Regions from separate parts of the Homo sapiens genome. Here region 2 is linked to region 1. The links are chromatin contacts, found by POLR2A ChIA-PET in ENCODE. All regions are on one chromosome and are shown on one strand. The core of a region is the stretch at or near the end of the contact, and the rest is flanking DNA. Distances in the headings are between cores, read along the strand shown. Region 1 has its middle 44 kb from the start of FYB1. Region 2 holds the start of C9 (complement C9).

Region 1 (5,092 bases), core at 367-2,866:
AGAGGCTCAGTCAAGATACAGAGTTGGCTTAGGTGTTCCCCTACATCCTTATTCATAGTGTGATTCTAGATTTTAGAAGTGGGAGAAGAGGCAGTAGAATTCTACTTTATCTGCCCCTGTGGAAATTGACTTAATCTATATCCTTAGATCAGCTCACTTTACAGTCCTAAAATGAAAACAATAGAATAATACTTGTTTACTTGGCAAGTAATTTTAGGTACATTTTAAATTGTAGAATTTTCTGGAAGAAATGAAGAAATAGATGTTCTAGTCATGTACAATTTTTTTTTGTATTTTATGCATAAACCTTAGGTCAGTAAAAAAAAAAAAAAACAGTAAAAATTGTGTTTGGGGTTTCTGGTTTGTTTTGTTCCTTTCATCCAGTTTTTAAGCTACATGGGAGCTCCTGAAAGGAGTGTAGTCAAATTGCACTGTCACTCATTCATTCAACAAAGGTTATTTGAGCTCCTACTTCAAGTCTGCACTCTGCTAGTCATTGGAATGCAGGGTGAACAACACATGGTGTCCAGGCTTCCCACGGGTTACACTTAGGGTAGTGGTTCTCAAACTTTAGCATGCATGAGAATCACTGGGAGGGTCAAGGATGGGGCCTGGAAATGTGCATTTCTTTTATTCATTTATTTATTTATTTTTGAGACAGAGTTTTGCTCTTGTTGCCCAGGCTGGAGTGCAATGGCGTGATCTTGGTTCACTGCAGCCTCCGCCTCCCAGGTTCAAGCCATACTCCTGCCTCAGCCTCCTAAGTAGCTGGGATTACAGGTGCCCACCACCATCCCCAGCTAATTTTTTTTTCTTTTTTTTTTTTTTGAGACAGAGTCTTGCTCTGTCGCCCAGGCTGGAGTGCAGTGGCGTGAACTCAGCTCACTGAAAGCTCCGCCTCCCGGGTTCACGCCATTCTCCTGCCTCAGCCTCCTGAGTAGCTGGGACTGTAAGCGCCCGCCATCACAACTGGCTAATTTTTTTTTTATTTTTTAGTAGAGATGGGGTTTCACCATGTTAGCCAGGTTGGTCTCGATCTCCTGACCTCATGATCCACCTGCCTCGGCCTCCCAGAATGCTGGGATTACAGGCGTGAGCCACCACACCTGGCCAGGCCCAGCTAATTTTTTGTATTTTTGGTAGAGATGGGGTTTCTCCATGTTGGCCAGGCTGGTCTTGAACTCCTGACCTCAGGCGATCCACCCACCTCGGCCTCCCAAAGTGCTGGGATTACGGGTGTGAGCCACCGAACCCGGCCAAAAATGTGCATTTCTAATAAGTTCTCAGATGAGGCTGACGCTGCTGGTCCAGGGCCCACGCTTGGAGAACCACTTTTCCTGGGAAGTAATAGATCAAAAACATCAAAGTGAACAAATAAATAAAATACCTTGCACTGAGCTCTGAAGGAGGCAAATGAGGAGCTGAGATAGAAAATGGAGGGGAGAAATCCTCTTGAGAGAGGTGTCTGGTCTCTGATGAGGGGATGTTCAGGCTGAAGCAGTAGTTCTCTACTCTGGCTGCACATGGGAATCACTACAGCAGCTTATAAAACATCCCTCTTCTCAGGCCCCGAAACCAATGAAACTGAAACTTGAGGTGGGGCTCAGTGAGGGTTGAGCATTGCTACACCAAAAAGTGAGAATGAGTTGGGCATGGGGTAAATGGGGGTAGAAAGCATTTCAAGCTGAGGAAGTGGCAGGTGCAAAAGAGGTGAGGCAGGAGAGAGCTTGGAGCTGTAAAAAGACCAGGATGGCTGGAGAATAGGCAAGAGAAGAAGAGAGTGACAAGAGATGGCTTTATGGAACAGGCAGTGGCCACATGAATGCTGGGTCTTAAGGCTGCCTTAGTCCATTTGGGCTGCCATAGCAAAACACCTTAGACTGGGTAGCTCGTAAACAACAGAAATTTATTTTTTACAGTTTTGCGGGCTACAAAGTCCAAGATCAGAATGCCAGATTGGTCATAGTCTTGTAAGGGCCCTCTTGCAGATTGCAGACTGCCAACTTCTTGCTGTGTCCTCACATACCAGAAGGAACAAATAAGCTCTTTTGGCTTCTCCTATAAGGATTATTATTATCCCATATGCATTAAGTGTGGATGGCAGCTCTATGCAAAAGAATGTTCATCTACCACTGCTTGAAATTGAAAATAATGGCAACAAGTCAAATGTTGGATTGAACTGCATGTGTCCAAAGGGATATGTCTTGAAAATATCCGAATGTAGAGTGAAAGAAGGCACAGAGTGAGGGCTCTGTCCTTACATCCAAGCACCTCCCCAAAGGCCTCACCTTCTAATACCATCATCTTGGAGGATAGGATTTTGACACATGAATTTTGGAGGGACACAAACATTCAGACCTGGAATTTGATCATACTGTTCACCAGAGCAGCCACTGGAGACACCTGAGCTGAGGAGTGGGTGCCATTACCTGCTTCATATTTTGAGGGTAGGGCTACTTCTGAAGTGACGTGCATCCTCTCCAGATAGCCTTGATCCTGGCTTGGGCCTTAAATATTGGCTTTGTTCCTGTTCTCCCTCAAAAGTGTGGCCCCAAATTTGACTACATCCAAGTTAGAAAGTAAGTACAGAATTTCTGAGGGGAACAGGTCCTAAGATGTGAAAATAAATAAACTGTAGGCCATGATGGAAGCCCCAGTTGAGAACTGGTGTCCCAGGGAAATCTGAGAGTATGGAAACGGAGCTAGAAGGTTCCCTGTGAGGGCTGGAGTTCTGATCCACTTCCTTCAATTAGAGAGGTGATTTTTTTTTCTTTTAGGTAAGCTGTGGAGGCCAATCATAGTCCTGAGTGATAGGCTAATATCACTCCACACACTTCCCTGTTGCCATCCCTGGCCTATTCATATCCTCTCCTTCTGCAAAAGAGGACACCTACCTTCTGCAGCAAGATCTATCCCACTGTGTTAAAAAAAAAAAATCCTGTACTATGACAAGTTAGTTTTAAGCCAAGGATAAGAGGCTCAAATTCTAGCTGATATCTTGCACTCATATAACACATCAGTGCATCTAGGAGGAGATGTGAGACACTTCTTAGAGCATGTGTTAGAATACACTAAATTTGTGGCACCCTTGCTCTTGAAGTGGGTAGGCATGGGGCTCCAGTTCTTGATTCGGCAACTTCAATATCACTTCCCCAATTCTAGCACTCCATTCCATCCGCCCTTTCTTTTCTCTCATGTCCTTCTCTTTTTAAATTATTATGAAACACATAATACAACAAATGCTCATATACTCACAACCTACAATTAATGCATATTACTGTTCTGGCATCTATTTTAAAACTAAAAAAGAGAAAATTAAAGTCCCTTTCTGCCCTTTTCCAGTTCTATGTCCCTCCTTCCCACAGCACAGAAACAACTATTTTTAAAGTGCCTTTCAGAATAGCCTTCCCAGCCATGGTTTTATGCTTTGATTTTATCTGTGTGTATCCATAAAACTTATAATATCTCCAAACATATAGTATTGTTTTGCCCAGATTTTTTTTCATGATTTCTGCACTTTGCCTTCTTTCACTCTACATTGGGTTTTTTTCAAGAATATCCCTTTGGACACATTCAATCTATTGAATTGCTGTGTAATTCTATTGTAATTTATTCATGTATTCTCCAACATTTGATTTGTTGCCATTATTTTCAATTTCAAACAGTGGTAGATGAACATCCTTTGGCATAGAGGGTATGAGAACCTTCAAGTTTATCTAACATTAGCAACTTGTTCTTTAAGGTCATTGTAATGATTTACCTCCCATCAGCCTTCTACAAAAGTTGCCATTTCTCTACATCATCCCTAAAACTTGACATTGTCATATTTATTGATAGAGTTTTGACAATTTGTTACACGTAAAACTGTACTTCATTATTGTTTTAGTTTTAATTTTTCTGATTATAACTGAGATGAAACATGTTTTCACAAGTTTATTAGCCATTCCAATAAACTCTTCTGTAAATTATCTCTCATGTGTTTCATCCATTTTTTATAGATTTTTTTTTCGTGTTGATTTAGAGGAATTTCTTATATATTCTAGGCATTAATCCTGTGTCAATTACAAGCATTGCAAATTTTGCTCTCCCAGTCTATGGCTTCTTTTTAACTTTACTTTTGGTGTCTCTTTTTTATACAGAAGTTTTAAATCTTAATGTTGTCAAATTTTAAAATAAGTCTTTATCATTTCTGCTTTTGATGTCCTTTTAAGAAATTAATCCCTACCCCTTAAATATTAAAGTCATTTTTCTAATTTTTCCTTGAAGTGTTCTTGTTTTTAAGACTCCATTTTCATGTTTAGGTCTTTAATCATAAGGATACCATTTATATTTGTGATGCAAGGCAGGCATCTAATATTAGCTGATATGGATAACCACTGGTTGCAGTATTATTTACGTTAGCTTGTTCTTTTCCCCCATCACTTTCTAATGCCTCCTCTGCCACATATTCATTTCCCATCTTTGTGGGACTCTGCTTCTGGGCTTCCAACTCTGTTACACTGATCAATATAGTTCATAAAATTCCATGTTCATCATTATTTCTTTTCTTTTCTTTTCTTTTTTTTGAGACAGAGTCTCGCCTTGTTGCCCAGGCTGGAGGGCAGTAGCACGATCTCTGCTCACTGCAATCTCCGCCTCCTGGGTTCAAGTGGCTCTCCTACCTCAGCCTCCCTAGTAGCTGGGATTACAGGCACGCACCACCACACTTGGCTAATCTTTGTCCTTTTAGTAGAAATGGGGTTTCACCACGTTAGCCAGGTTGGTCTTGAACTCCTGACCTCAAGTGATCCACCTGCCTTGGCCTCCCAAAGTGCTGGGAGTACAGGCGTGAGCCACTGCACCCAGCCTCATTGTTTCTTAATTATGCTCTTTTGCTCTGGATTCATATATCTTCTTGCACGGGTACACATAACTCTTGCCTGCTGTCTAACAATTTCTTTGTGTGTGTGTGTGTGTGTGTGTGTGTGTGTGTGTCTTAATCTACACACGTTCTTTTTTTTTTTTTTAATTCTACTTTAAGTTCGGAGATACATGTGCAGAACGTGCAGGTTTGTCACATAGGTACATGTGTGCCATGGTGGTTTGCTGCACC
Region 2 (5,014 bases), core at 616-3,115, 100 kb before region 1:
AATTTTTGTATTTTTAGTAGAGATGAAGTTTCACCATGTTGGCCAGGCTGGTCTCAAACTCCTGGCCTCAAGTGATCCACCCACCTCTGCCTCCCAAAGTGCTGGGATTATAGGCGTGCGCCACTGCACCTGCCCTGCTACAGCATATTTGACAGATTCATACTGTTTCCAAATGTAGCCCACCTGTTATTAGCCAAGACTCACAGGAAGTGTCTTTCAGGCATGGACTCATCCCATGACATAGTTACACGAGTTGTGGCATCCATTCGAATCATCTTATTACTTGGCAGTTCTGCATGGCCTACACTCCACAGCAAGCTCAGGAAAAGGTGAGATCAGTCCCATTGAAGACCTCAAGTTCTCTGCATAAAAAGGAGAGGGGCCAAGAAAGTGGGTGAGAGTAGATACCTTTTACCACAGGTAGGAATATCAGTAGAAAAGGTAAGGCAGTACTGGAGAAAATAGCTGTATATTCTGTCTTCCCTCAGCTCCACCCCTTGCTTTGCTGGTCTTTATATGTGCTAATGTTTGAAATTTGCCTATAAGTAATAATAATACTTATAAAGTCCCTTTAAGAACTATATCCAGAGATATCTGATGTCTTTCTTCTCAAGGTGGTCATCCTCAGTCTCAACCCTGGCTACACGTTAGAATGATCCGCAAAGCTTTTAAAAGCATGGATGCAGGGTCTCATCACAAGTCAATTAACTTAGAGCTGAGCAGACAGCGGGCAGCCATCACTACTGTTCTCAAGAGTCCCCAGGTCATTCTATTTTTGCAGTCAGTGCTTTAAGAGCAGTTGTGATGTCCACATTCTCTGGTGTTCCCAAAAAGGCACTGCTCTTCCCACAAGTGCTGGGAAGCATGAAATGTGAGGGGGAGACTATTTTTCATGGGTAGGAACAAGTTTTTCTGTCTCAGATTCTATCTTGTTGACATGTGTGATGCTGAGATAAGGAGACCACTCTTTCTGGTGGACGCCCTTAATGCCTTCGGGAGTTTACATCTCATTCTTCAAAATGTACCACTCGGCCTATAAGGAAAGCCAGGATTGTAAATGCATTTGCTCACGTGGAAATAACCTACCTAGCCCATTTGCAGATTAAAAAAAAAATGAAGCATCTACGTCTGTGCCATCCTTTCCACTAAGTGCAGTTCTTTACTAACTTTGACTTCATGCCTCCATGAGAAGCATCCACAGGCTTTTTTTTCCCCAAAATTGCATACTCCCTCATCTTCCACCCAACCCCTCGAGTCTTGCAAACTAAGAACTGCTGGGGGTCCTTCATTTTTGTTTCTATTTTTTTGTTTTTGTTTTTGTTTTTGTTTTGTTTTGCCGGAATTTTGCTCTTGTTGCCCAGGCTGGAGTTCAGTGGCCCCACCTCGGCTCACCGCAACCTCCGCCTCCCAGATTCAAGCAATTCTCCTGCCTCAGCCTCCAAAGTAGCTGGGATTACAGGCACCCACCACCATGCCTGGCTAATTTTTTGTATTTTTAGTAGAGATGGGGTTTCACCATGTTGGCCAGGCTGGTCTCGAACTCCTGACGTCAGGTAATCCACCCACCTCAGCCTCCCAACATGCTGTGATTACAGGCGTGAGCCACTGCGCCCGGCCTTTGTTTCCATTTTCACACAGCACTGCTGCCCATCTTAGGGACTTTAGCATTCACAGGCCCATTGCCCCATATCTACTTGTCAATATGAGAAAGCAGGAGGCCAAGAATTACAAAATGATTCTCCTTTGGTTGGACTTCAGTACCCAGGCCACCCAAATTGACAAAAACTCTGAATGCAGACAAACAATGCTTGTTCCCTGTCCTCTGGCCCTTTGCAAATAAATGCCTTACCAGACCTGCCCTGCCACCCCACTCGCAGCCACCCAGCAAGAGCAGCATGTCAGCCTGCCGGAGCTTTGCAGTTGCAATCTGCATTTTAGAAATAAGCATCCTCACAGCACAGTACACGACCAGGTGAGTCAGTTACTTTTCTGCTTGTCTCTGGAAGTTTCCTGTAGGATTAGCATCTCAAGGTCTTCTTAGCAGCAAAGTACATGACAATGTTAATCCACATGGCAATATACAGAGCCCTAGAATCTAAACTTCGAAAAGAGATAAGAAAATACATAGGGTGCATCTTTATGAGTTTTCTGTGGAAATGTGCTGCTGTTTCTGGGGATTTATTTTCAACAAGGCACTCAAATGTTAAGATTGAGGTATTCTTTAAATATCTGGAATTATAAAATAAAGCTTGTTTTCACCAGTGTATGATGAACCTGGGTTTATTAGTGCCTGATGTCTGAGAAGTTTAAAATTAAGGAAATTAATCTTTCCCTCACTCTGCTTCAATGCCTGACACCTTTAACATTTGGATACATCACCCTTTTGCCTCCACATTAGGCAAAGGTTAACTATTTTGTTTCTTTCCCTTGACATCCTGAGTTGTGTTCAGAGGCATGCATTTTGTTTAGGGCCATTTGGGATTTAGGTCATATTTCTTCCATTCCAGAATTGCAGTGATGCAGACCTGTCACTCATGCTTCTACCAAAGATACTTTTTCTCCTTTTTCTCTGATCCTAATCGGAATTGCAAAGCCCATGGCAAGTCATCCAGGAAACAAATCACCCATATAATAAGTTTTTATTGAACAGCTACACTGTACCTAGAAATGGTGGAGGTTAGGGTCACATGAGGCATCCTTCCTTCCATCCTGGAGTCATCAGAGTAGACATCGACCTGTATAATTCAATACAGGATGATCCGTTCTGGGGAGAGTACTGAAATATTCCTCACTTCAACAGTGTGGCTGGGGGGAAATGTCTGCCCAAGCCCTGTTCCTCTGCTCAGACATAACCATAACCTGCTTCCAATTCCTCATTAGTCATTTGACTCTTGGTTTACCCAAATGCTGTTTTGAACTTTGATGCCCGTCTCCAGTACATATTTGCCTGCCTCTTGGCTGCAGTTGGAGGCCGCCATTCAGCCTGGGCTCCACTCAACAAGTGGGTTATTCACAGGGCTGTATCTTTCAGGAGGGGGCACCCAGAGGTGCTACACAGATGAACATGGGCCCTGGATCCAGTGCTCGACCAGACCTTTCCTTCATCCCTCCTCTTTCCATATTATCTGTAAAGCATTGTACCATTCAGGAAATATTTTTGTTTAGTGGGCATCTGGGCACAAAAGGGATTTGGAAAGGCAGTTCCTCCAAGTTGCTTTAGCTCCCTTGAACTTCACCTGACCCTTTCTTAAGCTAAAAAATAATAATAATAATTCAAACAACCCACATTCCTAGATTGCAGCTCCTGCTGATCAAAAATGAGAGGCTGTGGGGAAGCTTTGATTGCTTTGAAGTGCGTACCCCCTGGGTCCTGGCCACACTCAGCTGTTTCAGGGAGGACCGGAAAGCCCCATTAGCTGGACCCCAGCTCCAGCAGCTGCACGGCTGAGTTTGGTTTGGTTTCGTGGGCTCCCATTGCTATGCCCTCTTGAGTTTGCCCCGGTTGCCCTGCTCTGAATGCTCTGTGCTTTGCCCTTTGACGGGGGTTGAGGTCAAAACAGAGTGTTCAGAGCCCTCAGTCATGAAGTGAGACGATTTGTTTGAATAATAGCTAACTGAAATTTGCAAAATAACTTTTAAAATCCTCTGAAGCTAGACTTCCCAGGCTCAGGTCAAGGTGCCTTTACTTACCAACAGTGTCATTTTGGGCGGGTTGCTTGGCCTCTCTGTACCTCGCTTCCCTCGTCTGTAAGATGTGGTTTTATTTATGTCCTGGGACTACCATAACAAAGCACCACAAGCTGGATGGCTTCAAACAAAAGAAATGTATTGTCTCACAGTTCTGGAGGTTAGAAGTCTGAAATCAAGGTGTTGGCAGGGCCGTGCTCCCTCCGATACTCTGGGAAGGGTCCCTCCTAGTTTCTGGTGGTGGCCAGCACTCCCTTGTATTTTATTTTTTGGTTTCAGATCATTTCAGTCTATGTGTCTATCATCACATGGCCATCTTCACATCATCTTCCCATTGTGTATGTCTTTATAAAAATGTCCCCTTTTTAAAAGGACACCAGTCATATTGGATTAGGGCCCACCCTAACGATGTCATTTTAACTTGATTACCTCTGTAAAGACCCTATTTCCAAATAAGGTCCCAGTCTTATTTGACACTTAGGACCAAATAATTATCTGGGGTTAGGACTTCAACATACCTTTCAGGGTTGGCGGGCAGGCACAATTCAACTCATCACAATGGTAATGATAGCATCTGTCTAATAAGGTTTTCGTTGTGAACATTAAACAGGTATACATGTAATGTCCTTATGACATCTGTGCCTGGCGCATGGTAAGAACTTAATAAATGCCAGGTATTTAAAAAAAATAATAACCTTCCTGTGCTTTCACTTTGCTATCTTTCTTGTTTAGGACGGAAGGGTTGGAATTACAGCTAGCCTTCAGGGCTCTCCCATGGCTTGAAGACATCTCATGCCACAGCTACAGTGACCTATTATTACTGGAGAACTGTCAGGGATTTCTAACTATTGTTTTTTTCTTTTTTCTTTTATTTTTTTACAAAGATTAATGTGCCCATGAGAACTGGCCATGAGGGGGACATCATCTCTTATGTTTCTCAAGGTAGAGCATCAATGTTTAAAACCACCATGAGAGTAGAATAGTAGCTCAGAGCGTTGCTTCTGGAGCCAGGTGGCCTGGGTTCGATCCCAGCTCCACAATTTACTGGCTCTGCGCCTTAAGTAAATTCCTTAACTTCTCTAAACCTGTACCTCACCTGCTAAATGGGAATAATAATGTGTCCTGCTGTGAGGAATACCTGAGATAACAAAGACAACATGCTTAGCACAGTGCCAGGCAAACAGGAAGTGCTCTGTGAGTGTAGCTATCATTACCTTTTCTCTCTAACTTGTAAATAACAAAATATGCACATGGTTCAAAGATCAAAAATAAAACAAGGTATACATTGAGTATCTTACTTTCCCTACTCATAACTTTCCGTGAGATT

Evidence for each region. ChIA-PET counts read pairs that join two places held with the same protein, here RNA polymerase II (POLR2A).
Region 2: POLR2A ChIA-PET joins it to region 1 with 20 read pairs in activated CD4-positive, alpha-beta T cell. The contact joins the promoter of C9 here to the enhancer-like site in region 1. POLR2A ChIA-PET finds 5 or more read pairs at or near these places in 2 of 52 experiments (PC-9 and activated CD4-positive, alpha-beta T cell).

The regions. Positions count from the first base shown.
Region 1 is chr5:39,261,220-39,266,311 of GRCh38, reverse strand. It overlaps a transcript of FYB1 not described here. Among named protein-coding and RNA genes, the nearest start is that of FYB1, 44 kb to the right of the region's middle. Within about 2 kb of position 1,616, at least 3 of the 41 ENCODE cell types and tissues checked have a DNase peak (open chromatin) inside an H3K27ac peak, as active enhancers do.
Region 2 is chr5:39,361,346-39,366,359 of GRCh38, reverse strand. It overlaps C9 (complement C9), which reads left to right and starts at 1,865. Exons shown (of 11, transcript NM_001737.5): 1 at 1,865-1,972. The coding sequence starts at 1,896.